Regions from separate parts of the Mus musculus genome. Here region 1 is linked to region 2. Evidence: chromatin loops called from intact Hi-C (ENCODE). Cell type or tissue: left cerebral cortex. All regions are shown on one strand. Each heading gives the region's core, and the rest is flanking DNA. Links, peaks and the distances in the headings are about the cores only. Region 1 holds the start of Mettl25 (methyltransferase like 25). Region 2 holds the start of Ppfia2 (protein tyrosine phosphatase, receptor type, f polypeptide (PTPRF), interacting protein (liprin), alpha 2).

Evidence for each region. Peaks named below come from ENCODE experiments on the same cell type or tissue, not always from the same donor. Only the 100,000 strongest peaks of a DNase experiment are listed, where the experiment ranks them.
Region 1: a loop joins it to region 2, with 3 times the contacts of the local background. A loop is called at or near these places in 3 of 42 quality-filtered maps.

The regions. Positions count from the first base shown.
Region 1 is chr10:105,834,220-105,845,338 of GRCm38, reverse strand. Mettl25 (methyltransferase like 25) reads left to right here and starts at 3,959. Exons shown (of 12, transcript NM_207522.2): 1 at 3,959-4,263. The coding sequence starts at 4,020. It overlaps Ccdc59 (coiled-coil domain containing 59), which reads right to left and starts at 3,860. Exons shown (of 4, transcript NM_025602.3): 1 at 3,684-3,860; 2 at 2,491-2,797. The coding sequence starts at 3,837. In left cerebral cortex, for the core only: CTCF peaks have their summits at 4,130 and 4,334 (motif pointing left); a DNase peak (open chromatin) is centred at 3,941; H3K4me3 peaks cover 2,073 bases; H3K27ac peaks cover 1,288 bases.
Region 2 is chr10:106,462,880-106,473,998 of GRCm38, reverse strand. Ppfia2 (protein tyrosine phosphatase, receptor type, f polypeptide (PTPRF), interacting protein (liprin), alpha 2) reads right to left here and starts at 3,689. Exons shown (of 32, transcript NM_001205341.1): 1 at 3,408-3,689. In left cerebral cortex, for the core only: no CTCF peak of the experiment used is centred there; DNase peaks (open chromatin) are centred at 3,148, 3,755, 4,486 and 5,364; H3K4me3 peaks cover 3,140 bases; H3K27ac peaks cover 2,249 bases.

The sequences.
Region 1 (11,119 bases), core at 1,120-9,119, 630 kb after region 2:
GATTAAGATAGGGAAGTTAAACTGTTCAAAAATGATTTAGCCAAAATTATGCTACTGTGTCAGATCCAGTATCTACAAAAACTTTACTAATACAAATTGAAGAAAGCATGAAAAGAATTACCAATACCACCTACAGCAACAACAAAAGGAAAATGCCCAAATAAGACATTAAAGCTATTGTATAATCACGACTACAGATTAAAGGACGGTAAATAGATTTTGGGGGAGAAATATTTAACAAGTGTAGTCAGAATGGATAGTAAGCTATTAGAGCAGATAGAACGTCCAGTACTGGATACAACAGAAGTTGTATGTGACTGCTGTGGTCACCTTGTGTCTGCCTCCTCCTCTTAGCACGAGTCATCCCTCGCAAACACAGCCTTCGTTTGCTGTGCTCTGCACTGGAAAGGGCAGTCGCTAGTGTCACCTGTTACCTGACTTGGTAGCTTCCCAGTTACAAATAAATGCACGTCTTCCATTACCAGAGTAAATGTCTACATGAGTAAACTAGTCATGACTTCCTACTCACTACTGACTCTCTGACTCACAATTTCTGCTCCACCATTCCAAACTGCCCTTACCAAGACAATCCTGATCCCCCAGCCTCAAATATTCAATGGGCTTTTTGCTTCCATTATGTACTTCTGAAAACGTCAGTGTGAGACAGTGTCATTCTTCACTTCTAATCCTCATGCACATGAGTGTTCCTGTAGGTTTGGGCATAGTGGATGACATGTCTGGAGACTAAGGCACTGCTCACCACCATATCTGAGACAAGGGCTCTCCACAAACCAGGGGGCTAGCCAATGAGCTCCAAGGATTGACCTGTCTCACCTACTATTTCCTGACAGAGGAATCTACCAAAAACAAAATACCACCAACCCTCATTTCTTCTTTTATTCCTACTACATACTTTCTTCTTATTTGCAACACAAATAATGCTCAGTTTTGTTTTTAAATTGAGAATTATATACATCCCTACAAGTATTATTGGTCAAACCTACCCACCTTTTCTTCTTCCTCAATTCCATCCCATCCCTTACTTCTCTGCACTTCCCCCTCCTAGCTTCATGTGCATCTTTTGTACTTTTTAAAAAACGAGTCTGCTTCCTGATGCCAACATGTGCACGTGCATGGGTGTGGAGCCACCTACTGGGGCATGGGCTGTCTGACGTGGCAGACTCGCCCGCCCCAGCCATCAATTGCCAAACTCTCCTAAGCTCCATATGGGACTTTGTAACTCTCTCCCCAGTCCATGATGGGATTTGACCTGGCTTGATTCTGCATATGATTTGTGCGTGCAATCCTTGCCCTAGCTTTGAAAGACAACATTTTGGTTTAAAAAAAAAAAAAAGTTAAGATCTGAAGTAATGCCTTGCTGTGCACGTTAAGGCAGTTTTGCTTGAATTATATGTAGTAACAGTCTTACAAACTACCTCTAATAAAATCAAGGGGTAAGCAGGGTTTTGTTTTAAGGTAAAATAGTGTAAGCTGGTCTGAAACTCACCATCTACCTCAGCTTAGCCTCTCACTATTGGGGCCTCCTGAGTTAAGCCTCCTGTGTGCAGGGATTATCAGGGGTAAGCCAGCAATCATTCAGGAAGAAGTCCATGTGTTAAATATGTTTGTTGTTTTATAGGATGGCATCTTACTATGAACCACAAGCTAGCTTTGAATGACCAGCAATCTTCCTGCTTCAGCCTTCTGAGAAGATTACAGGCATATAAAACCATCCCTTGCTTGGTTTTCATTAACCGCAACCTATTTCCTGGACCCTTTGTAGAAAATGCAAATGAGAATACAGACAACAGCAGTTAGCAGTCATAAAGTTACCAAACACCAGGCATGTTTTAGAATACTTGATATAAATGAACATGATAAAATGTCATGAAATGTAATGCTTTAGGGACATCATTGACTGAGAAGATGATCCAGGATGAGGCTATAAAAGATGGTGTCCACCGTGGCTCTCAAATCATTTTATACTATCCTTTCTATCATAGTGGACACTGGTATACCACTATGGAAAGTCTGGCTTTATAAGCCAAAGTGGCAATGGCTACACATCTGCATTGTTTTTCTAGTATCTGGTTATGTTGCCCATGCTGGCCTGGGACTGGGAATTGTCTGGACTCAGGTTCCTAAATGTTGGGCTTCCAGATCTACAACATCAAACATAGTCCCCCACCCCCAAATTAAGATGCACACATTAATACTGCGCTTAATTACGGTCCAATTATATTACATGTTCTTGAGAGGCTGCAATTCAAAACTCAGATCTCTTAATTCTCATTTCCTATTTTCGACATCTCTGCTCAACTAGCCTCTTTCAGTCATTTAACACTAAGTGGGGAGACTCCATGAAATACCATTACATGACTTGAAAAAAGTGCTAAGAAAAATCCTGATTCTTACAAATTTTTCCCTGTGTCGTCAGTAAAACATTCTTTACATTTAAAGTGAGGAATTTCTGAAGACGGAGGTGCTTACCTTCCTGTGTTCAGCTCTTCTGGCTGTGGCTGGTGACCACCTGGCGGTTCTTCAGAGGAAGTCTGCTCAGTGCTGCCCTCCTCTTCAGGCAAAGGCCGGTCAACCTGTTCTTCTGACAAAGCCAGGCCAGCCTTTCTTTGCTGTTTTCTGAGTCTTTCCTCTTCGGCCAGATAGAGGTGTTTCAGGTGCTCTGGGTAACGATCTGTGAACTGGGACTCCTGTGACGCTGGTGCCTCCTTCACCTTCCACAGCAATTTCTTGTAATTTTGCTGGATCTTCAGTTTTCTCCGAAATGCAAAACCTTGTCCTAACATTGAAGGATTTCAGTTACAATTACTTTAACAGAAAATGAAAACTAAATATTTTTTTCTTTTACTTTATATTCAAATGAGAGAATTACTTGGCTTTGCTTTAAAGATAAGGTTAGGCAACCATTTAATGGTACACTGAAGAGCAAGGTGGCCCTTTACCTAAATATAAGGGTAACAGCGAGTTGTCAGACATCACATTAAAAACTCTAAGTACAGTAAACTAAACTTTACTGCTCACCTTGAATTTAGACTCATATCCACAAATTACATTTTATTTAATCCACATACAATCTCACTTGGGTCTTCAGTAAACACTTAATAAATAAAGTAGAGTAGTCTAGTATTTTTCCCTTGGAGGATCTTACTAATCACTTATTTTCCAAAACACAACACAAAACAAAAGGGGGAGGTACTGTACAACTTTCTGAACACCTGTCGATTATTCTTAGATCGAACAAAAACCACTTAAGCATCTGACATGCAACGAGAGGCCTTCAAAGACAAGACATCGAATCGAATCTAAGGAAGGCAGCAGTATGAGACTGGAGGGCTACTGTGGTGTCTTTTGGTTATCAAAGCTTTGGGGCAGAGTATTTTAATGTAATATTGTATCTATATTACATACTTGCTGTAGTAGAGATGCAAGTATGTCTGGGTGCTTCTTAGCCAAGCGCACCTCTAGACGCCCCGTGTCTTCGCTTAGACCTGAGATCTGCGTTAAATCACTGAAGCTGACCGCACCGTCCGGTTCTCAGTCAAAGGACTGAGAAGCTCTCGGACTTGGCGAGCTTAGGAACGGCTTCCCCGATCTCAAGCCGGATCCCATCCTACTCCCTCGACTTCGGCGGGCCCGAGCGCTCCTCCACGGCTGTCCCTCCTTACCCTTGCGCACGCTCCCCCGGAAGGCTTGCTGGGGGTTCGGCCGCCAAGTCCTGCGCTTCCCATTCTGGTTTCCGAATCTGACCTGAGAGATCCCTTCCCCACGCGCCGCAAACCCTCCGGTCCGCCACTTGGAAGACGGCCGCGAAGGCGCCATCTTTTTCCACGGTGGGAGTTCCTGGAACGCCAGTGGACGCCGACCTAACACGTCACGAGGCGGAAGCAATCAATCGCCCAACCCGGCGCGTGCTCGGAGCTCGACTGCCTCAGCCTGAGCCGCTTCCGGCGGGGAAGAGAGGGGTCGCGCGGCCATGTTGGCGCCACCTGCAGCCCCGGAGGATGAGCGTCATGGCGGCGGCCTGCCCTCTGCCCAGGACCCCGGACCTGCCCACGCTGCACGACAAGTTACAGGGCTTGCTGAGCTTCCTCAGGGGCGCCCTGGCCATTTCCAGCGCGCACACGGTGGACTTCTACACCAAGTCGGTCTGGCAGGAGCTGGTCGACCTGCCCCCTGAGAGCGTGCTGGCGGCGCTGAGGGAGTCGGCGGTGGAGGCCGAGCCGCGCGAGGCAGAGACGGGATCAGGTGACTGGCGGGGCGGGCGGGGCGGGCGGGGCGGGGGCTGTCAGCGCGCCCCCTGGTGGAACTCGGCGGAAGTGGCAGGGACTTGAAGGATGCTGTTACCTAGGAGATGAATTGGAGGGAGCTGAATAGCGAGGATGGATGGAGACGGGCGGGGTCCCCTCTGGGTTCTAATCTGGGTGTTGGTCAAGTTCCACAACTTAAAGTAGTCAACCCGGGGAAGAGGCGTTCCTTCATTTATTGATTCAACAATTTAGTTTTGAAAACATCTAAAGGCTGTGTGATGATCAATACAAAGTAGAAGTGGACTTGGGGGACCAATAAGAGCCAGTTCCTACTCGGCACAAGGTATCGTGGATTAGGATGGTGATAGTGAAAGCTTTGAGTGCTCGCTAGTTAATTTGAAAACACACCTTTAATTCCCAGCACTTGGGAGGCGGAAGCGGAGGCAGGCAGATTTCTGAGTTCGAGGCCTGCCTGGTCTACACAGAGAAACCCAGTCTCGGGGAAAAAAAGAAGAAGAAGAAGAAGAAAACTGTATTTTCAATATCAGTTATGCACCCTGGTGTTTTCTAGGCTCTGGAGTTTGATACCCGCAAGAAACTTAGATTCTACCAACTTAGATTCTATTCTGGAAATAGAGGAACAGGAACAGTAGCAGCTACTGGAATTGCTTGTGCTTTGCTTCCAGGTGTTCCAGATGTTGTCAGCATTAGTGAACTTACTTAATCACTGAAGCAGCCTGTAAATGCAAAGTGCCCCGGGGGCGGAGGTAGGGGCCATGGAGGGGGGGGGGTTATAATGGTAGAACTTAAGACACATTGGTTCTTGGGCAATAGTTCCTGGTTGTTGGAAAGTTAGACACCCTTTCAGTTTGCTCCCATAGTATTCTGCGTTGATAACCTGGTACATAAACTTGTAGAAAGCAGGAACCGTATTTGCCTTAACCAGGATTCCAACGTGTGGGAAACTATTTGGCATACATTAAGTACTCTATAAAATATTTGTTGAAAAAAAGTGACTCTTGTTGGCTTTCAAAAAGAAAAAAAAAACGAAGAAAATACAAGAAAACAAAACTTTTAAGTGCAGAGCAAACCTTTGTTTAACTTTGTCTCTTCCTGATGGGCTATTACCTTATATATACTAATAGCTTGATTCATTGGTGCCTATTGTATGTTCTGCAGTTTGCTTTTGCTAAAAGTTTTTTTTTCCTGTTTCCTCTGTGTGTGTGTGTGTGTGTGTGTGCAAAAGTCTGAGTACCAATTCAGAGACTAGACTCTGGACGTGATAACTTTTTGAGTTTTATGAATTCCCAGCTGTTTTTTGAGCTGACTTATTGGAAGCAGTCCTTCGGATTTTGTCATCTAGTTCTGTGAAGAGACAGCATGGTGCGATGCAGGCAGACATGGCTGGAGAAGGAGCTAAATAAGGGCCTTACATCTTTTCTTTTTTCTTTAAGATTTTTTTTTTCTTTTCCTGATTACACTGTAGCTGTCTTCAGACACACCAGAAGAGGGCTTGGACCCCATTATAGATGCTTGTGAGTCACCATGTGGGGACTGGGAGTTGAACTCAGAACTTGTGGAAGAGCTCTTAACCGCTGAGCCATCTCTCCAGCACTGAGGGCCTACGTCTTGATCCTCAGGCTGCGTGACGAGACTCTGCCGTTAGGCCTCGGGTGAGCTGCTGAGACTCAGAGTCCACCCACGAGTGACACAACCTCCAGCAACCAAGTCCCAACTACTTCAACAGAGTCAAGTCTAGTAATGCCACTCCCTGTAGGCAAGCATTGGAAGACATGATCTGTGACGCCTTTCCTGTTCAATCTACCACAAGCTCTTTCTAAACTTGTGAGGAAATCCAGCAGTGGAAGAGGTTAAGCAAATTCTACATCCCAGGGGAGATCACAGACCTCAGCAATTGTACAAAACGATGCAAATTTAAGCATTCCTTCTAACTGGGATTTTGTTCTCATTTCTCTCATTTACAGCAGTTTAAGAATTAATTTTTTATAGTCTTTCTAGATGAATACAAGAAAATCCTATGTGTTAAGCATTGACCAGAGGATACGTTAGGTGATATGCACATGTATGTGATGTGATGTGTATGAACATGTATGTGATGTATATGCATGTATATGTGATATGTTGTATATGTATATGTATGTGATGTATATGTATGTGATGTGATATATATGTACGTGTACTTGGTGTGATGTATATACATGAGAATGTGATGTATATGTGTATAGATATATGTGTGTGTGTATAATGTGATACATATATGAGATGCAGCTTTTGTTTTCTCAAATCTAGTTGTTTGTGTGTCTCAAATCAGCTGTCAACATTTTAAATCCTTCTTAGCATATAAAGGGCATTTTTATTATTTTGAAAATTTTGTGCATGTATATAGCATGCTTTTATCATATTCACCCATCATTACCTTGCTTTGTTCCCTCCCTCTCCTGCTTAACTCCTTGCTTTCTTCTTCCTAATTAGCCTCCTTCCGACTTTAATGTCTTTGTGTGTGCGCGTGCATGCATTCATGCCTGTGGTGCGTCCCCCTGTGTTTAATTAGAATTGCTTGTATGAGTATGCATGTAGCGTTATTTACTGGAGCATGAGCAACTTGTCAGGCTGTACCCCTGAGGAAAATGTGTCCTCATCTGCCAGCAATCATCAACTGCCATTTTTTTACTCTTACGACATAAAACATGTATGTATCTCAGTTGTTACATTGCTTTCAAGCTATTCTCTCAAATTCTGTACAATAAAATTCTTACTGTTTGCCCCACAGTCAAGCTGTTCTTCACTAAAACACTGTTCTTCCACATGTTGATGTGCTTGTGTGGTCTGTGTACATATGGATATGTATGTTCTTGTGAGGGACGCACATGCATGTGGGTGTACGTGTGTGTTATGACCTGATATTGATGTTCAGTGTCTTCCTTGATTGCTCTCCACACCCGTCGTGTGGCAGACAGGGTCTCACATTGAACCCAGAGCTTGCCATTTTGGCTAGTCTGGCTAGTCTGCCCTTCCAAGGATTCCCTGCTTCCCTCTCCCACAAGCTGGAATTATAGCCAGGGGCTGGGTAGCTCTGTCAGCCTGATAGAAGCTTCAGTTATTTGGGAAGAGAAAAACCTTAATTGAGAAGGCCCTCTTATCAATCAGACTGGCCTGCAGACAAGTCTGGAGGAAGTTTTCTGTATTCAAGAATATTGTGGGAAGGCCCAGCTCACTGTGGGCAGTGCTTCCCTTGGGCAGGAGGTGGTCCTTGCTTGTATAAAAAAGCAAGCTGACAGAGCCATGAAGAGAAAGCCAGGAAGCTGTATTTCTCCATGGCTTCGGCTTCAATTCCTACCTCCAGGGATTTGACCGCTCCAGTTCTTGTCTTGATTTCCCTTAGTGTTGGACTGACTGGGACATAAACCCTTTCTTCCTCAAGTACGGTCTTTCCCCATCTCAGTAGGAAGTCCCCTAGGACAGGGCGGCTCCTGTATTCATCTGTCTTTCTTAGGAGGGTAGAGGGTCCAGATTGTGGTCCTCGTGGTTATGTGGTAAGCATTTTAGCCTTGACCTTTCTCCCCACCCCTGTTCTTTATCTATATATTTGAGGGTCTCCGTGCCATTTTAGTGTCCATGACTACAACTTGACAATAGTATGCACCCCTAAATTACTTTGCTTTTTATCTATTATTTTATTTAGCAAATGCATTTCTAAATTTGTCACATTGTATAGTTTATTTCTGAAAAAAAATAAGCTATGTAAAGAAATTTTAAATTCAATTCTTATGATTAATTCTAGTTTTATATTTAGTTTCATTTTCAAACGTAATGTAGTTCATTGTGAAGATGCTTAAAGAGTGATGGACTGTATTTGTGCATTCATTAAGATGTTAATATTGGTATAGTAAAAATCTGCGTGTCAGTCCTTAATGTGTACTATTTCATCCAAAAGCAAGGTTTGCATGTTTCAATAATATATTTTCATTTTATATGCAACTATAAATTAAGCTAGAGTTGTTTAGACAAAAAAAAGAAAAAGGATAAATCCTAGCACATAATTGGATCATATAATTGATTCACACTAAAAGCAACAATATGTATTATATTTGTTCTCTTTGTGCATTACAGTATGATGGATATTTGCAAAGTTTGTAGAATTTAACACAACCCATTTTCTAAATTTAGAAAGACAAACTTAACTTTTGGCTATTAAACAATTAACAATTAAATCTTGCAGTCAACTATTGAAGAAGCCAGAACCTTAAAAGTTTTATTAAATTTTCATGGGATAAAAGTTTCCTTTTTAGAAAAAGCACGCTCAACTCTTCCACCATGGAGGGGTGGGCATTGTGCTTTTTATCCAAAGGGACATGACCATGAGGCTTTTGGGGTAGTGCTGGAACTAAGGGGTTTGACCCATAGCAGCGATGAGGAGGGATTTTCAAATGAAAGACAATTTACATCAGGCTAGGTTGCTAGCTAGACATAAATGAAAGGCACACACAATGTGAAAGATAAAAAGATTTCTTAACTTTAACAGTAAGATCAACACAGGAGGTTGGAAAAGAGAAAGATATGTCAGGAATAAGAATATTTATAGAAATAAATACAAGATATTTTTATATCACTGTGAAGATAATTATCAGGAAGATACTCTTGTCAGCATCTTCCTAAAATTCTGGTCCATTGGCTGTGTGAATAATGATTTTCCCCAACCCGTATAGCACAGTTATGTCTGTAACTAGCACGTATTTGTATCTTATACTGTGTTCTGTGATCTGTATCACTATTGTCTCACACTAACATTGCCAACATTCAGGCTGAAACGAGCTTTTATGCTTCCCTAACAGGCTCAGTGCTGCTATTGAAGTCCTCGTAGTGGCCTCAGTGATTACAGCCACTACGGAGTCTTAGGAGAGTTCCGTAGTTGATGATGCTACAATAGTAAGTGCATTGAAATATGCTGTCGTTCATGCATGCATGCATCCATCCATCATCCGTTCATTCATACTGTGTGCAAAATACTTTTGCTTTACAACCGAACATGGAACAGGAGTCATTCCTTGTTTCTAGTAGATACCACAGAAAATCTTACACGAGTATTTTACTGTCCTTTCAGAGACATTAATCATCTCATATGTCCAAATTACATTTTAATTTCTGGAACCAAGATCATTTCTGTGGAGAAGGAAATGTTAAGAAGAGTAAAGAAAGTGGCTACAAAAATAAGCAAGTGTGTAATATCTTAGCATACCGCTCTAGGCTGATCTCGACCAGAGACGTTGCCAGACCTGGTTCTGGTAGTCAGGTCCCGTATAGTCAGGCCCTCGGTGACTTTGCCCGCTGCTGTGGCAGGCAATGGAACGTGGGGATTAGGACAGAGTGTGAAGTCAGACTGCCAAGGTTTTATTTGCCCTGATGGTGTATGCACATTTGAATCAGTTTCCATCTTGTCAAGTCTTGGTTTTTTCCACTGCAAATGACATAAGAGCAACAATTAACTTGCTCAGATGACAGGTAAAATGTTTAACCCTGCCTGGCATGTGGTATTAAGCATTCAGCACATCTTAGCAATGGGGTAGTGTGTTGTTGTGAGATCTGACAGAGCTCGTCCTCCTCAGAGTCTTATGGGACACTCACATATGATAACAGGTAAGTAGTTTTGAAATCTTACTTGATTATGAATATACGTTCATTGATTTTATCTCTAGTTTTAAAGCTTTGTGCATTTTTCCTCAAAGGTTCTATGGTCTGTGTGTTTGACTTTTGGTTTCCTATATACATCCGTATCTGGTAGAAATAGTAAAAGCAGGTTGGCGGTGTCTTGGTATCATGTTTTTAAAACATCCTCTCCTGCCTCTTTTCCATCTTATTTCCTAAGTTGTTATTGTCTTTAAATCTTATTTTATTTATTGTTGTGTGTGTGTGGTGTATGCCTGACCTGTTAGTATGGATGCCTACGTAGCCTACCTTCGTGAATCTGTGGCGGTCAGAGAAGAGGTGCAGGCGTCAGTTCTGGCCTGCCACCACATGGGACCTGACGATCGATAGCCTTCAGTTGTCAGAAGGTGCACAGGCGCCTCTACCCACTGAGCCTGCTCATTGGCTCTCAGTTAATCTGTTTCACATACTGCCTTATAGCTCTGGCATCCAGATAATAATGGTTGCACAAAGAAAACAATAGAAGCTGACACTGAAGTAAGATCAAGAACTTCCAGTAGAGGGCGCTGTAAGCAAAACCGTCCAGCTGTGGAGTGTGTAAGTGTAGCAAGCAGGCAGCGATTTTAACACTGCATCCTTCCCTGTGGGGAGAAATATTTGCACCCAACTAAGAAGTAGCTAAGGCTAGTCTAGTCTACTACACTGCAGCTTCTCTGCTCCTAGCTGCTAATCACAAACTGATTGATTATAAAGACACCCAGTCAGCAAGACACACATGTGGGACCACAGGAGAAAGGAAAGATCTTTCTCCTTTCTTGTTCTCTGTGACTCTCTAAAAGCAGAAAACTGAGTCTCTCAAAAGAAGAGAAGAAAATTACCTCAGCTCTACTTATATGATCAAAATAATTTCTAATCGTGGAACTCTGGACTGAGTAAACTGGTTTTAGCTCTAAAGATATAAGATTGACTCAGAATATATATACCCCTTTAAAAAATTAACTGTTGTTGAAAACACTTTAACTTAGGCATCCAATATCCCAAATTTGGGGGTGTCTGTAATTAAAAGCAAATTAATAGCATTTAGTTCAAGTCAAATTGGAATCTTTTCAAGAATTTTCAGTAGGATAGCTAAGTTGATTCAAACATTGACTTTTCCAACAGAAACATCTCATTTCTTTCTGTTGGCAACA
Region 2 (11,119 bases), core at 1,354-9,353:
AATTAGACATAAACTTTAAGAATTAGTCTGAGACACATGAATTTGTCTCGATTATTATACTGCTAATTACACTTAGTATTCCTGTTAGATGCATTGTCTGGTTTCCATCCAAACAACACAAACTAACTCTTTGAAACATTCCACAAACAGATGCAGTAAATTACATTAACGAATACAGTCGCTTCACTTCTCAGCTGCTAATCACAAACCCCCAGACGTGGAATTAATGGACTGTTCAGAATACTTTTTACAATTATTTACTGATTTGATTTAAAGTAGATTATGCAGACAGTGTCATGTATGACTGTCAAGAGTGTCACTATTAAAAAACAGAACTTAGGGCACTTCCATTTCCATCCCCCCCCACCCGCCGCCGCGCGCGCACGTGTGTGTGTGTGTGTGTGTGTGTGTGTGTGTGTGTGTTTAAGTTTTAAGTGTCTAATTTTTCTCAATTTTAGTTGTGTGATGACCAGAAGCTATTGGAGAGCCTGATTTGCAGAAGGTCCGATTTGAGGAAAGCCTGGTTTGGTTGTGGGTCCCAGAGCTTTCTCGGGACTTTATAACGGAAGGTCAATTCACTTTTCTGTCTACATATATGTCCTTAGGGAAACTTTCTGGTGATATTTTGAAATAAAATGTCAAATTTTAACAGTTCAATATTTAATTACTTTTCATGTGCTTCTTCGTGTAAACTTAGTCGTTAAGGAACAAAACTTAATTATTTCTGAACTCTTGGGTCCTGACCCATTGGAAATTGAGAAAAGCTTCAAGAAAGAGAAAGGAAATCATTTTACGATAAGTATTCTAGGAAAAGGAAAGAAAGGGTTGACCATTTCTCAAAATAGCTCAAAATACTTTGAACAGTGTTCATCACTTAAAACATGGAGCTATCCGAAGACAGGACCTTGACTCATTGAATTCATATCTACTGTAGCATAAGTTCCAGAGCAAACATGTAGAATGTCTTTACAGACACGCTCACACCCCCTTTCACGCCGACAAACATTTGGTACTTGATGTATATTTTACACTTTTTATCATTTAGATTTTCATTCATCCACTATCACAACGGTTAAGAATCCCCATTCCTCTACTTTAACTGCTACACATTTATTTTTTCACTAATTGAAAAACACACAAAAACTTTTCAACACATTGGCTTATTTGAAAGGGTTAGTCCTCGTGCCGTGCCATGCATGGCATTCACACATGGAATAACTGTGACACTCTTGAGAGACATGGCTGTGAGCCTGTGTGTTTATTTGTGACACTGAAGGTTAAAGCGAAGTAGCAGAACAAAGTGTGCAAGGAAATACAGTTATCTACATATTCTTCAATCTTTTGTAAAGGTATTTTAAATCATACCTTTACAAAAGGAAAGGCATTGCTAACAACTTTAAGTTCCAAGGAGAATTTAACTGTTTCCATTACTTCAAGCATACATTTCACTCAACTAAAGCAGACTCCTTGGATGCAACCCCGTGCTATTAGCAGGAGACATTGGACAGTCACAAACTTAAGACTTAAGATTAGTGTGAAGGATGGCTGTGGATTTGGTCAGCCAAAAGATACTTGGATGGAAAGTTTAGAAAATCTATCCAATCTACACTGTGATAACACAGGACTATCTGACCCCTGAAACATGAAATGGAGCAAGTTGGTTTGCCTTTGAAAAACACGTTTCCTTCCTTAAAGAATTATAATTTGTTTATAAAATTCCCACTTTTAGCATTCCAGTGGGTTATCCAACAAAGAACACACAGTGTCATATATAAAAAATACTATAAAAACCCAAGCATGCTCTCTGTTACAAACTGGTCACCATTTATCCTTACAGAAATAATATTCTACATCAAAACTCTTGCTTGTAGGTCTATAGCCGTAATCCTAGCAGATACTTCTGAACTCTCCAAATTCAATTCATAAAATTCAAACCATGCAAAATTACATAGGACAGAAAATGAATGCATGCTACTTTCTTCCAAGCCAACACAAATGGCTAAATTCAGAATCTTCTCCTCTAAAACGAAAAGTAAACAAACAAACAAACAAACAATAAACAGTCTACAAAAACCAAATCAACTTTTATGGGCTAGGTTGGTTAATATGTGAGACCTCAGATTCTGATGTAATCTTATAAAGTACTTGTATGTACCATAAAACATAGTCTAACAATTCCCAAATGCACAGCTTGAGTGTATTAGGAGTAATTAAAATCCTATGAAGAGTATTTTATAGAACCCTGGCACAGTGCAGGTATGGTTATCCAGTATCTTGTGTATTGCACCCAGATATATCACATTTTGCTTTTATAGCCATTTTTGGAACTAAAATTGCAAACATTACACCATCACTGAGAGACGAGTGAGCTCACAGTTTGCTGAGGTAATTTGCCTTTTCATTATCCCTCTTTTATGTCAATGTGAAATATAATTGCATTAACCTCATCTAGATAGAGATGACTTGACACGTAAACTATTGAAGGTTTCAGGACCCAGTTTCAGACAGTGTAAATTTCATTTTTAAGAGAGAGAAAAATAATAACCCTGATTGGTTTAATTATCTCAGTGCTTAAATTTAGCACGAATAATTTTATATCAAGAAAACCAACTCCCACGCTGTCAGGATATAACCTTGACTGTCTTCTAAACCTCTCAGAATCCAAAATAAAAGTTTTGAATGCCCAGTGGAGTCATTCAGCAAGAATTTTGAGATCCAGTGTGATCCTTGGTAATATGTGTTCTTAGGAGCTATACCTATTCAGACAAGAACATTCCAAAAGACTTTTATTTCTGTAAGTCGATAACTTCATTTAATTATATTTCTAGAAATTATACACTACCACAGGCAAAGAAGCAGTCGTTCTCTGTAACAAGTTTCTTCTTCGGCAAAGGCTTACTTAGTCTTCGGAACCCTCCCAGCTCTGTCTCCGTTAAAGGAGTAATTCAGTAAGAGAAAGCCTAGCCATTGTCTGATTACATTACACGAATATTTCTCCTCCTCTTTAACTCTTTGAAATCCCCTGTCCTCGGGAAATATTCCTACCATGTCTAATGGAAGCATTTTCACTTTCTTTACCTCTGTGCCTGCTCGGATGGTCAAACAGCAAGCGTACCCCACACTGCTGGACAGTTACTGCTCAGCCACACCCCCACCACCCCGAAAGAAGTTGACTTCATAATTTCCACACTAAAATTGTTCATCAGCCCCAGGAGAGAACGAGCTAGGCAGGAGCTAGAAAAATCGGGGATGGAGAAGATGGGTGGAAAGCAAAGGTAACTAATACCCACAAGGAGGACTTTGCCTCTCCTCTTCCCTGGGGGCGGGGTGGGGCTGGGGAGGTGGTCAAGGGGGGAAAAAACCCGAAGCGGAAGAGAAACCATGCAACTCGAATACAGTTTCTGTACCTAATGTCTCTTATTTCAGGTCCTGTTTCTTCAATTGTCAATGACAACCGCAGTCTCGGCTGGAGGAGAGGTGAGGCTCACACCCAGCAGTCCTGGACCATTTCCTTAGCAACGGGAGGAGAAAGACAGCTTAGACACTCGCGAGCCCCAGCGTTCTCTTGGAACGTGCCCTGGCTTCCTAACGTGGCAGCAGTTCGGCATCTTCCCGTGGCTCCGTCAGCAGCCAAAAGGAGAAAGGTCCATCGGAAAAATGGCATATTACAAATTTTGCTTTGGGAAGCAGGGCTCGGTTCAGACCATTGTCAAAGGGAAGAGAGGGGGAGGCGGTTCTTAAAGCAGCCGCGGTCCCTTTGCCGCCCAAGCAGCGGCAGCCGCCGCCGCCGCCGCCACTTTCGCGTGCAGCAGGAGCCCCGGGGCGGAGAGATGGTAATCCGGGACTGGATCTGACTTTCAGAAACTTAACGTAGCATAACTTCTCCCCTTGGCATCCCGGGCCACCCAGAGAGGGTGAAGACGTGTCCCTCCAAACAGGAACTTTGGGGTGAAGTGTGGGAAGTACCTATATGGAAGGGACATTCTCCACCCAATACCCCACCCGGAGCCCCTGTGAAGTTTATGGTAAATGTTGGGAGTTTGATGGTTAAAAGGAAGTGAGTCCCCTGGGGATGCTAGAAGCAGGACAGGTCTTCTCTGGGTGCCCAGCCTACTTCTATTCTAGGGTGTATCCTTTCACTTAAAGGAGGTGCTTCTTTTCTGGGAAGGTAAGCAGAAACACACACACACACACACACACACACACACACACACACACACACACACATGCACACCACCCACCTCCGAAGACACCCCCGCCCCATCATCGCGCGCTGCCTCCGCCCGCTGCAACAATTTTTTTTTCCTTCCAGTCCCTCTGCAATTCATCTGCTTGCATCAGTTGGCCGACAGAACCAACCTGCTGGGAACTGAGTGAGGATGCTACAGCATCTTCTCACTTGCCTAGTGCAAGCCTAGGATACTCCTCCTTCTGTGTCTCCTCCCCTCCTCCTCCTTGGCAATCTCCACCTCCTCTTCCTCTGGAACAAGGGCTTCCCCTGGAAGCTGCCGCAGTGGTTTCCACCGGCGGCCCTTAAATAAATTCTGAAGTCATCACGTCTTTTCTCTCCTCCTCACGCACACGCGCTCGTGGATACATTCCACTCTTCTCCCCAAAAGCTTCTCCGGGGCTGCTGAGGATCACTCTGGTCTCAATGCTCCTGATGAGGGCGAGGACCACGGGTGATCTAAAGTATAAATGGGTTCTCTTTGCCCTGCCTGCGCTTTTCCCACACAATCATCTTTACAGGAAAGCTTGTGTTGGCATGTGCTTTTGAGAACTGGGAACCTTCCTGCTCTGTGGCCTTCTGTGTTTGCTGTGGCTCTCTGCCGCTTTCTTCTCTTGAATCAGAGGCAAGGTAGTCAAGCTCACCGGAACCTGAATCAGTCTAGGGTGTGGCTGGGTCTGTCACTTTGCCTTACCTCTTCAGGTCGCCTCCATTCATTGCCTTAGCGCTGAGGATCTCATGTTAAGTGTTCCCTGTCTGCATGACTGAATTTCAGCTTTCAATAGTCTGGCAGCCCCAAGAACATGTTCTAGTCCCCAGAAACTTTCCCCTCCCCCATTTCTCCTCCTCCCTCAAGCATCTCTGTCTCTCTCTGTGACTCTCTCCCTCCCTCTGTCTCTTTCCTCCCTCTTTTCCCTCTCCCCGACCGTGTGTGTGTGTGTGTGTGTGTGTGTGTGTGTGTGTGTGTCCATTCATATAGATCAAGAATAAGGAGACACCAGTAGATAAAAACCAATACATTAAGGAAATGTTTGAGAGAGGAAGATACTGATGCACTAAAGGAACACAAAGAGAATTAAGCATCAAGTAGACATTGAATAGAAGTTACAGCAAGGGTCCAGAGTAAGCAGTATTAGAAGCCCCAAAGAGCAGAATCCAGATTTCACTGAGAAATGATGTGCACATCCTGACTCACTGAAGTATGATCACTAGATGAAGTTCTTTTGGGGGAAGAACTTAACTAGTTGATGACTCTACAGTAAAGTTTAAGATGAGCCATATGATTTATATCCCTTTCTCTCCTGGACTGTTATTCAAGTTTCGCATCACAATGTAAGAATTGAGTGTAAAAATATTAAACATTAGTAGATGAATAGTATTATTGTTATATGCTACATAAAGTACTATTTCTCAAACATGCTCACTTGAGTGTCCTAGTTCTTTGTAGATGCTGGGACTCTAAGCCTCGGGTGGATCCTGAGAGGCCACACTCTTAACAATGTCTATACAATACACTGCATTGGTGTGAACAAAATCTCCCCCCTCAAAGAAGCTGTGTCTGTTGAGACTAATGGACTGATTGGAATGTTCCAGGTCCAGAGGCTAATTATTTTGTCTCACGCTAACATTGGCCGCTAGGAACAGTCATTCCCTATCAAAATGGAGAAAGGTTCGTATAAGAAGTTTGCAAAAGCACTAGATTATCCCATTAGCAAGAACACAAGAAACACCATTGTGAATGTTCCTATAGCTTATTGTCCATCCAATTCAGCATACAATATATATATATATATCCAAGGCAGCTTCTTATAATGAACCTTGCTTGGTCTCAACCCCCATAGCCATGCATCCTTCAGGTCAAAGGTGCTGTCTGTCTCAACCTTATAATTCCTGAGAAGTTCCAAAATGATACTAGTCCAGCTATCTCAGCATCCCACATTGATAACCACTGCCTAAATATTCACAGAAATGTAAAAAAATAAAGGAGCTACTAAATATCCATTCATGAAGTGAAAAGTCTTTTTGTACTTTTTATTATATATGAACAGTTTTAATGTTAAGGCCATCACTGGCTTCCACTGATTTTAATAGATGGTAAATTAAACAGTATGGTGAACTAAAACTATCTCCATATAATTGTCTACATTTAGTAGTATTAGTGCATAAGATGAAAATATGAATTTAGTTCGTAGATACATATAGGATCATGGTCATAGATATATAATGCTTCTTTTGTACATTTTATTACAAATATTACTTTCTATATTTATTGTTTAAAAGGAGTATAGCACAAAACTACTTTTATGTATACTATAGTGGGTGATTTTTCAATTATACATGTCCTGAGTATCAAATGAAATAATAGTATTAGCCAGAATCTCTAAAGAACAGACCCAATATAATGAAAATACATAAATGGATTATAGATTGTGGTCTGGCTGGTTTTACAATGCCTGTCTCTCAATGGAAAGGCTAAGAATCCTGTATTCTTTGAGTGCACCAGGCTGTATGCGATGCCAAAGATATAAGTTCTGGTACCAGGAAAGGAATTTCTCAACCACAGGATAGATGAAACTGTCCATGAAAGAGAGAGCAAGCAGGGAAAGTATCAACAGCTTTGTGTTTCCTGGTCCTTTTATGTGGGCTGCTATCAGAAGGTATGACCCTGGTTTAATGTGTCTCCTCGAATGACCCAATCAAGAATATCCCACAGAGGTATATTCAGCAGCTTGGGTTATAGTTAATTCCAAATATGGTAAAGTTGAATATCAAGATGTCAACTTGTGAACTTGACAAACAAAATTCCACCTCTTTATGTCATACATAATTTCCAAATGAAAAAAATAGCCAGCATAATTCTACCTAGCATGACACATCTGTCCCACTTAGAAACCTCAAATGAGTTATATATTTTATCACAGGTGGCAATGGGCAATGTCCGCGGTGGAATGATTGGCCTTTTAGTACATTATATCTGCTGTGTGTGTGTGTGTGTGTGTGTGTGTGTGTGTGTGTGTGTGTATGTGTGTGTGTGTGTTTATGTATATATATATATATATATATATATATATATATGTATGTATATATATATATGCAATGTATATAGTATTTCAAACTGTGATGGAAGCACATTATTGCAATGTGCACTTCTGCATATGGTCATGTACCCTCTACTAGTGGCTATAAATACCGTCTTCTATTACACATTCTATTTTCTCCCACCCTTAGAAAGCGCCTCAGTAGTTCTTGAGAACTGAAAGGAGTGACTCTTACCTTCGTTCATGAAGAATTCAGATCTGTTGTGTCCTTCCTGGATTGGATTTTTTTAGTTCTCGATTGACTTTAAACACAATACATAACAACAAGAAATGCCCTAAAGGATTCTGTGCAGCTCCTGCATAATCTTCCTTATCTCCATTGCAAGGAAGCAACACAATTTTCCCATGCAGCATGCGTGCAATAGACTTTCCCATGGCATCCAGCTGTGTAAAGCCTATCCCCATAGAACTTCCTTGACTCCCCTGCAATTAATGTCTCTACCAAAGCAATGATGCTGGCAAGAAGTGTCCTCTCCTACCTTTAGCAATGCAGCTTAGCTTTTTAGAGACACTATACTGAAGTTACCATTCACCATGAGACCTTCAGTCTCCTGAGAAAATCTGATGATCGTGATGAGAAATATTCTGTAAGTTTTTCATAGTTTCTCTGTCTCTACTTTGAACTTTGAGATATTGAAACAGAAGGTCCATGAAATGCCCATAAAGCACTATGGTGTATCATGGCTTTGAGCCCCTTAATTCTGTTAAATCTTAAATTCCACTACAGTTCCTCTGCACAAGTCATTCGTAGAATCTCAATACTGGGTAGTTTGGATCAATAAATCCTCCTAACACTGTTATTCCTTTCTTAGCCTCTTGGGCTTAAGAACATCAGAGGCATAACCAGGGAAAGTAACCAGGGGAAGGAAGTCCATTGAACTTTTTATTCAATGGAATGTTTGCTTTGTCTCCTGGCAGGAGGACTCCCCTGTCAGGACCCAAAACTTCTAGGTCAGCAGAACTTAAGGCCACAGGAACAGGAAGCAAAATCTTTCATTGTACATCACTAGAGATGTTGTGATAGTGAGTTGGAACACTGCCAATTAGTGATACAAAAACAATTCATGATGTGTGCGAAAAATGTTTTATGTTAATGCTAATCAAGATGGATTCGAATGTATAATACAGTTTCATAAGATAATGCGCCAAAGAAAATAAGTAATTAAGGATAAGCAATGAAAATAACAAAGATTTAGTAAATAACAAATTAATTTTTCACATATAAGGATGGTTTCGATACAAATACAAGGCAAGTAGTAACTGAATAGAACAAGTGTATATCTCAGTATCTTCTAATTTCAACTATATAGGTAACCATCTTGGCATTTTGGCAAAATGTGTGTGTGTGTGTGTGTGTGTCTTACCACATATGGCTACGAGTTAGGATCAGATAGCTTATCAGGGACTCATCCCAGAAGACTAATTCCTCTCAGCAGCAATTAATTGTAGTGGCAGGTGGTATTAAAAAATGAGCCAACTCACATGATATGTACTCGCTGATAAGTGAATATTAGCCCAGAAACTTAGAATACCCAAGATATAAGATACAATTTGCGAAACACATGAAGCTCAGGAAGAACGAAGACCACGGTGTGGATACTTTGCCCCTTCTTGGAATTGGGAGCAAGGCACCCATGGTAGGAGCTACAGAGACAGAGTTTGGAGCGGAGACGAAAGGATGGACCATCTAGAGACTGCCATACCCGGGGATCCATCCCATAATCAGCCTCCAAACGCTGACACCATTGCATACACTAGCAAGATTTTGCTGAAAGGACCCTGGATTAAAATTCTTCTATTCAAAGCAGACTTTGTGGTCTTCTGTCTCTCACGATTTTTCTCCTCCTCTTCCATGATGCTCCCTGAGCATTCTGTTTATGAGTTAGATTTTGGACTTACCAACTGAAGATGGGTACCAGAAAGTCAGCTGTCTATACTTTTACTCTTTATAGTTCTCAGTGATGATATCCATCTCCTCCAAAAATAAAGTTATTTGATGAGAGGTGAAAACCACAGACAAACAACTGGCAAATAGGATTTAAAAAATATTACTAGTTCTGTACATCAATAGAAATGGTCAACCAATTGAAGAGGAAGCTAACAGCGTGGGATTCACCCTTGACCAGCTAAACATCTGATTGAGGATCAATATTCAGAATATACTAATGACTTAAAGTCAGAGTAAAAGCATAAACAAAATAAAGACTTAATTTTTTAAAAAGGACTGAAGATACAGTTATTTCCACTTTTTTAAGAGGCATGTAGTGTGTTGAGTCTTGTAATGTATGCCTTTAATTCCAACACTTGGAAGGCAGAGACAGACACTTGCAGATGTCTGACTTCTAGGCTCCATAGGCATTCCAGGTAAGCCAAAGCAACATACACATTTTCTAAAGAAAAGGCTTACAATTTTAATATGCTCTATTACTTTGAGGAAGTGAAAAACAAGTCAATGCATAGAGAAGGTCAGATACAAATGCAATTAATTCTTCTCTTTTTCAACCTTCAAGAATTAGGGAGCAGTTACTTTCTACTGAAATGTAGTTCAGGCTCCTTTCCCCATTTGTGTCCTGCTTTTTGCTTCTTATATGGAAATAAAGGAGAAAGCATACTTCCCAAGAAAACCAAAAATGGCACACTTCCCTCACACCACACTAGTGAGAAGAGCTCTCTTCATAGTATCAAGAGGGCCTGCGAAAGCCTTAAACTAACTCTGAAGAAGAATAAAGACATTTTGGCAAAGACTTAGCCATGACTTCATTTTCTTCTTGGGACCAAAAAAAAAAAAAAAAAAAAAAAAAAAAAAAAAAAACACCTAAAAGAGGAAAAAAATTAAACTTTTGCTAGTATATAAAAATTTAAACACATGTAAAATGTTTTGAGAGTAACCAAATACTTTCTATTTGTCATTTAGACTTGTTCCATAATATCTAGTCCCAATACTGAGACCATGATCAGTACCATAAACCTGTTCTGATAGGTTATAAACCCTAGAAGGAGAACCAACTACTGTTATTCTCCTACATGGAGAATTAAACCAAATTCTAATGGTTCTGGTGATTAATGATTTCTCCTAACCCTCAACAAAGAAACTTCCTTCTGATATAGCTGGTGATTTATACAGAGACTAATAACTGCTCAACGTGCAGAGAATCAGAGCCTCCTTTCTAAGCGGAACATTTATATCATGTCCCTCTCCACAAGGCTCATGATGATCATCGAAGAGGGAGCATATTGATTGTCAGAGTCACAAGGGGCAGATGATGACAATGAAACTGTGCTTTCCAAACACAATACAGCAATTTTATGTACGAAATCACTGAATTTTTTGGGAGCATGCACAAGACAGTAAAAGCCTAGGCTACACAAAACCACAGCATGGACAGGGAGGTAGGCACAAAGTCTTTACCCCCAGCAGAAGATATATTGTTAAGTGATAGCTGTTGGGAAAGAGAAAGTAAGGATACAGAAAGAGAGAGAGAGAGAGACAGACAGACAGACAGACAGACAGACAGAGATAGACAGTTTTTGAAGGGAATGATCCCTGGTAGGTTGACCATTCTCCAGTGGATGACCATACAAAAAGATTATATGGACATCACAAATTTAATTCCATGGACCTATGAAATAAAAAAGAAGACAATCAGATATTGGAGTTTGGGAAGTTTGGTGAATATAAAAAGTATTGGAATGAATATAATCCAATTATTAAGAAATTAATAAAAAATAGTAATAACAAATTAAATGGAGATTGATGGAATAGCTTAGTGGTGGAGAGGACTCAGGTTCAATT